Regions from separate parts of the Homo sapiens genome. Here region 2 is linked to region 1. Evidence: chromatin contacts called from ENCODE Hi-C or POLR2A ChIA-PET data. All regions are on one chromosome and are shown on one strand. The core of a region is the stretch at or near the end of the contact, and the rest is flanking DNA. Distances in the headings are between cores, read along the strand shown. Region 1 holds the start of NEBL (nebulette). Region 2 has its middle 96 kb from the start of NEBL-AS1.

What was found. A loop is a pair of places that touch in the nucleus more often than their neighbours do. ChIA-PET counts read pairs that join two places held with the same protein, here RNA polymerase II (POLR2A). Pooled maps may share reads with other maps.
Region 2: a loop to region 1 is called in a map of heart right ventricle, with 4 times the contacts of the local background. The contact joins the enhancer-like site here to the promoter of NEBL in region 1. A Hi-C loop is called at or near these places in 17 of 168 maps with a recorded cell type or tissue (Right ventricle myocardium inferior, cardiac septum, heart left ventricle and 4 more) and 13 of 50 pooled maps. POLR2A ChIA-PET finds 5 or more read pairs at or near these places in 1 of 52 experiments (activated CD4-positive, alpha-beta T cell).

The regions. Positions count from the first base shown.
Region 1 is chr10:20,895,575-20,898,824 of GRCh38, reverse strand. NEBL (nebulette) reads left to right here and starts at 1,514. Exons shown (of 28, transcript NM_006393.3): 1 at 1,514-1,700; 2 at 1,796-1,867. The coding sequence starts at 1,620.
Region 2 is chr10:21,076,086-21,079,335 of GRCh38, reverse strand. It overlaps a transcript of NEBL not described here. Among named protein-coding and RNA genes, the nearest start is that of NEBL-AS1, 96 kb to the left of the region's middle. Within about 2 kb of position 1,438, at least 2 of the 41 ENCODE cell types and tissues checked have a DNase peak (open chromatin) inside an H3K27ac peak, as active enhancers do; they include heart right ventricle, where a contact is called at or near this core.

The DNA.
Region 1 (3,250 bases), core at 265-2,764:
GGGTATGATTAAAAAAAAGATAGGTAGATAGGTAGGTAGGTAGATTAGATTAAATTGGATTAGATTTGATGAGATAAACAGGTTTGTGTTCAGGGGAACACGAGGTTAAGCAAGCCTAAGCAGGTTTTTTGGTTGAAGGTCTTCTCAGAACTTCTAGTATGTCAATATGCCTTGTAGATCTCTAAGTGGCAGGGACAGAGACTGGGGTACAGATTTCCCAAACATATTTGTTTAAGAAACCTGCTTTTTTCCCCCAGAATCTTTTGTGGAACTTTTGCCTCATGGAACACAATTTCAGAAATAATTTATACGTGATGACTGTGTAGAATGTTTTTCTTGTCAGGATTTTCAGTTTAGGTAAGGCCAAGGCATTTTTTTTTTACAGTACATTGAAAACTAGATATGATATCAAGAGAAAAAATTATGCTTGGCTACTTAGAATGACATACTATTTTTAATAAATTTGTATTTTGTATCATCAGTATTACTATTCAGTGTAGGGTATTTTTTATGCCCAATGCTAATGTGCTATGACTTGGTAAAATTAATTTACCCTAGGATTTACATAACCAGATTAATAAATTGTGAGTTGTAGGGAGTCTTGGAATTGCCTGAATTGACATTAAAATATTTGTTTTGAGAAATTTTTTTTTAACCTTGGTTTTACGTAACCAAGGACATACACTACATTATAAATATTGTGATGGTTTATTTTTCCAAACTTTTCTGAATGTGGGGTGCCCATTGAGTAATAATGCAAATCACCAATGACTTTGTAAAAATTGACATGATGAGTAGAACTGCAGAATTCAAAGATGATGATGATGATTTTTGAAACGATGTTTCCAGAATTGTTAAATTATGTATCAACATATGTTAACTGCAACTTCTCATGTTTAATGATGTTTACAATTAATACAATACCATACTCGCCAGTATAATACTAACAGTCATAATTAACTCAGAATAGATTCTTTGAAGTGGTTCAAAGGGCTTTTCATAATAAATAAGTAGCCTCTAATCAGCTAATATAAAGTGGGTATTTTTTAGGATGTGAGAAGTACTGGTATGTCTGATAAAACATATAATTTAGGTTGACAAAATGAGTTTGAATGATCCAGATTCACTACCCCAAGTCAGAAGGAAGTCTGACATTCCAGTGAAAGCTTTATTTAGACAGAGACAAGGAATCTTTGAGATAACAGGCTTTGGACTGTGCTATCTTGAGTGTTAGAGCTGAGTAGTTTTCCCAGAATCTCTAAGTCCTTTTTATGCTCTTTTATGAATGAATAGAATTAGTAAAAGATAAATAAATTTTTTCTTTTGGATTTCTTAACCAGTGGAAAAAATGTTGACTTTAAAAGTTCATAAAATCAAATTTTGCTTAAGAATATGTTATTTCCACTTGTGAGGCCAGCCTGGTAGACCTCTGGGATCCTTTTCTGTTCACTCACACACCACTGAGATAAGGAGTGAAGTGTGGGCTAAATAGGGCTGAGGCTTGGGCAAGGGCATTTCTGCCAGAGCACCAGAGACGTCAGCATCTCAAGGGCACTGTGGTATGGAAAAGGACGCCACATGAGTAAATTTTAAAAATATAAATATTTTAAAGGGTAAAAATGAGGGTCCCTGTATTTGAGGATATAAAAGATGAAACTGAAGAAGAAAAGATAGGGGAAGAAGAAAATGAAGAAGACCAGGTGAGTGAGAAAACACATACTCAGACCAGCGTTTGTTCCTCTAAATTGACAATGAGAAAAATGTTCTTTCTGTTCTTTTCTTTTTTTTCAAATAGGTCTTCTATAAGCCTGTTATTGAAGACTTAAGCATGGAATTGGCCAGAAAATGCACGGAACTCATTAGCGATGTAAGTGGCTGGAGTAATTTTTGTCTTATTTTGCATTGCACCTGTGGTATTATTATGTTATAGAGTCATAGAGCTGTGGGGGAAACCCTGAAATCACCTTTTAAAACACAGTCACTTTCCAGATCATGGAACAAAGTCCTGAAATTTTCAGTGATTTCCCCAAGGTCACCTATACAGAGAATTTCTGCTAGAGCAAGTCTCCTCATTCTTAATCCAGAATCCTGTCCCTTATGAGTTTTGCTGTCACGCTGGCATGAAATCATAAGGCATTGAATTGCAGTATTTATTCCATTTGAGAACCCCCAAAGATTTTAAAATGAATATAATGATGTAATTTGTCTTGGGAGGCCCTCTATCTAAATGAATAGTCATTTTTTTAACATTTTGGGGCCTTCTGAACAATCTAATGAATGGACTTGTCTTCCAGAACAGGAAAATGCATATATATATATATATATATATATATATATATATGCATATAATATTTATTTACAATTCAGGATTTGTTGATTACTGACCTGCTTGCTAAGAACCCTGATATTAGTGCAAGGATATTAGTGCAAGGGGTATTTTTGTTGTGACATTTTTTAGTAACTGGGATTGGTTGATATTACACTTTAAGGGAATCCCAGAATTATTGAATGATTGAACATATAATTTTATGTTAAATATGTAAGCTAGAATTCAAGAAGTACAAGGAAAAATGTTGCTCACCAGGGATGAGAATTTAGATGATCCTCATTAGCGGTTCTAAGAGGATTGCTGGTCCAGAGAAAGGGTAACTCCTGTAAAGTGAATATGTGCCTGTGTCTTCATTTAGAGAGATGAGCACAATACTGGTTGTTTCTGTTGTTGATAATAAGCAAAATGATCAGAATGTTTTGCACGTTTGTTTTCTAACGGAAGTCAGTCCTGGGCAGGAGGGTAGTGGTCTGGCACATCCTCCAAAGTCAACCTGCCTGGGTTGACTCCCCAGTAACCTTGGGAAGGTTATGGAACCTGGCTTGGCTCCATCCCTCAGCTGTAACATTTATAATAAGATTAAATAATGGTAATGCATATAAATGCTGAATAAACTATCTGGAACATTGTGAGTACTCCATAAATGTTAGCTGTTATTAACTACTCTGTCTGTTACTTCCTTTTACATCCATCCAATCACAATTTAGATATGACTGGCTCTTTCTGACAAACCAGAAGGCAAGCACAAAGGATGCTGGTGGAAATCATACCCTTTCCCATATACTTGACATGTGATGTAATTACCCTTTAAATTAAGTATTTCTTTGTGCTATTACTTAATAGTCATTAGCTATTGTATGTGAAAGTTCTCTGTAAATTGCAGTAATAATAAGTGACAATGACAACAACAACAACAATAAC
Region 2 (3,250 bases), core at 189-2,688, 180 kb before region 1:
GTGCTCCCTGCATTTTATCTTGTATTTTTTTAAAATCTCAAGATGGTGGTACTACTGCCTCTTCACCTCCTCATTTTCTTTCTTTTTCTGGTCTTGCCCTGTTATCCCCTCCACCAGGATGCACCCAGGACACTTTCCCAGATTTGCCATGTCCCATGGGAGGCTCTGGCTATAGTTAATAGAGAAGGTTTCCGAGAGAGAGAGGCTGAGACAGACACCTGGAAGGAAAGGTTGGATATCTCCTTTGGAGGAAAAGCTAGGGAAAGTCCTAAGAGGAGGGCATTTGCTGTGCCATTTGTCATTTAGATCTGGAGGTGGTAGAAATACAGACATTCTGATGTTTCTATAAAGGCTGTCAGGGCTTAATGAAGTTCTTCATGGGGCAGGAGCCGCACGTGCTTATTAAGGTTGGATCAGTGGATACACTCATCCCCTGGATCTGGGAGCAAACTGGAATCAACAGTGCCACCAAGTGGCAGCCAGCTAATAAGCAAGTTGAAACACTAAGACTGCAACTTCTAGTGCTTTGCCCAAATATCTCTGTCTCTTACTCTTTTTCTTTCTAAAAATAAGATCAAGTATATTTTCCTAGGGTGGATATAGAGAGAATGATCTTGTAGACATACCTTCTTCTGGCATGTTGTAGAGCTTGGATACATGATTTTTCTTTATTAAACAATCAAAACCTTTAAAGTCCCACTCAAATGAGCAGGTCATAGGAGTAGATACCTCTGCATACGTGTATACAGGTCATTTATAAAAACTGAGGGATGGGGGCTGTGTGTGTTGGGATTCAAGAAGATTTCCAAAGTGTATTAACCAGGAGTGAAACTCAGGATGACAAATACTGTACACGATGGCAAACAGCATAGACAACATACACGACTCTATTTAGGAGAGGAAACCATTTATATTATTACAGTCTGTAACCTTTTTGTTTTTTATTTAGAGTATTTCTTTTTCTGATCATAAAAGTGTTCGTTGTAATAATTTGAAAGGCTTATTACTTTAAAAAGAATACATTCTACTGGCTGTTAAACACCTTGTAAATAACACAAAATACCAAGATTTTTAGGATACAGAAAAATCCATTTCATTCTGGTCCATTTGTTTGTCATTAGAAAGAGTCTATTTTGTACTCATGCTGCTGTGTTCATTTTAGGACTAATTTGAGGTAAGCTTCCAGCTTTGATTGTTGCTTTCCCCATTATTTTTATTTTCGATCCCCCATAGAATGCATTTCCATCTTCCAATCTCCTCCTCCCGTCCATTCTGCACACAACCCAGCTTTCAGAATAATCTGGTATTGAGAGTCAATCCGTGCTCTGGAAGGTGTCTCAGTGTCCCTGTGACAGCCAGCTCTGCAGTATCCATCGGACTTGATATGGTGGCTCTTGTAGTGTTGCTTTTCTAAGAGCTAAAGTACTTTCTCGTGGTCATGAATAGTGTGGGAAGCCCATAGCTCGGGCTGTTGAAAGGTCTATCAGTTCTGCTGTGCCTGACAATGTTGACCCCAGGGTAGAGAGATTTCCTCCCACTTCCTAGGTGTGTGGGAGGTAGGGGCAAGTGCTAGGGGATTTATGAATGAGATGGAAGGGAGGACAGAAAATGAAGAAGGGAAAAAGATATCAGGAACCAACAGACCATCAGCTGAATTCTAACTACAAAAATGACAAATAACAAAAGCAATTTATTTATTTATTTATTTATTTTTATTTTTATTTTTTTTGAGATGAAGTCTTGCTCTGTCGCCCAGGCTGGAGTGCAGTGGTGCCATCTCGGCTCACTGCAAGCTCCACCTCCCAGGTTCACGCCATTCTCCTGCCTCAGCCTCCCGAGTAGCTGGGACTACAGGCACCTGCCACCATGCCTGGCTAATTTTTTGTACTTTTAGTAGAGATGGGGTTTCACCATGTTGTTAGCCAGGATGGTCTCTATCTCCTGACCTTGTGACCCACCCGCTTCAGCCTTCCAAAGTGCTGGGATTACAGGCGTGAGCCACTGCGCCCGGCCAGCAAAAGCAATTTAAAATGTACCTTGCTCCATAATAAATATAAGGGAGTGAGGAACAAAGCTTTTCTTCCCCCAATTCCTTTGATTTTTTATTTTTTTTGAAGAAAAGTAGATTAAGCATGAGTTTTAAGTACTGTTCAGAATAAAAACCAAGATAGACCCCAATAACTTACCTTAATTTTGAGTATAATATTATATTGTAGGTCATTTCTGGACTTGGGTGGCTATTTTTAAACATATTTTTAAATTGTGGTAAGATATACGTAACATAAAGGTTACCATTTTAACAATTTTTAAGTGGACAGTTCAGTGGCAGTATGTATATTCACATTTTTGTGCAAATGTATGTTTCTAGAACTTTTTCGTCTTCCCCAACTGAAACTCCACATCCATGAAACACTAACCCCCCATTTCCCCCTCCGTCATCTTACTTTCTGTCTCTGGCCATTTGTCTATCTTCTTTGGAGAAATATCCATTCAAGTCCTTTGCCTAGTTTCTGTCTCTATGAATTTGACTACTCTAGGGCCAAATATAAGTGGGCTCATATAAGTATTTGTCCTTTTGTGACTGGCTGATTTCAATTATAATGTCCTCAAGTTTCATCCATGTTGTAGTATGCATCAGAATTTCTTTCCTTTTTAAGGTTGAATAGTAGCTGATCATATGTGTATATCACATTCTGTTTTCTGATTCATTCATTGATGGACACGTGGGTTGCTTCTGCCTTTTATCTGTTGTGGTCAACGCTGCTATGACCATGGATGTATAAATATTTGCTTGAGTTCCCACTTTAGTTTTTTTTTGGTTATATGCCCACAAGTAGAATTGTTGGGTTGTGTGGTAATTCTTTTTTTTTTTTTTTTTTTTTTTTTTTTTTGAAACTGAGTCTCTCTCTGTTGCCCAGACTGGAGTGCAGTGGCACGATCTCGGCTCACTGCAACCTCTGCCTCTCAGGTTCAAGCGATTCTCCTGCCTCAGCCTTCTGAGTAGCTGGGATTACAGGTGTGCACCACCATGCCTGGCTAATTTTTTTGTATTTTTAGTAGAGATGGGGTTTTGCCATGTTGGCCAAGCCAGTCTTGAACCCCTAATCTCAGGTGATCCACCCTCCTCGGCCTCCTAAAGTGCTGGGATTACAGGTGTAAGCCACCGTGCCTGGTTGGTAATTCTATGTTTAATTTTTTGAGGAATTGCTATACAGTTTTTTTTGTAATAGCTGTACCATTTTACATTACC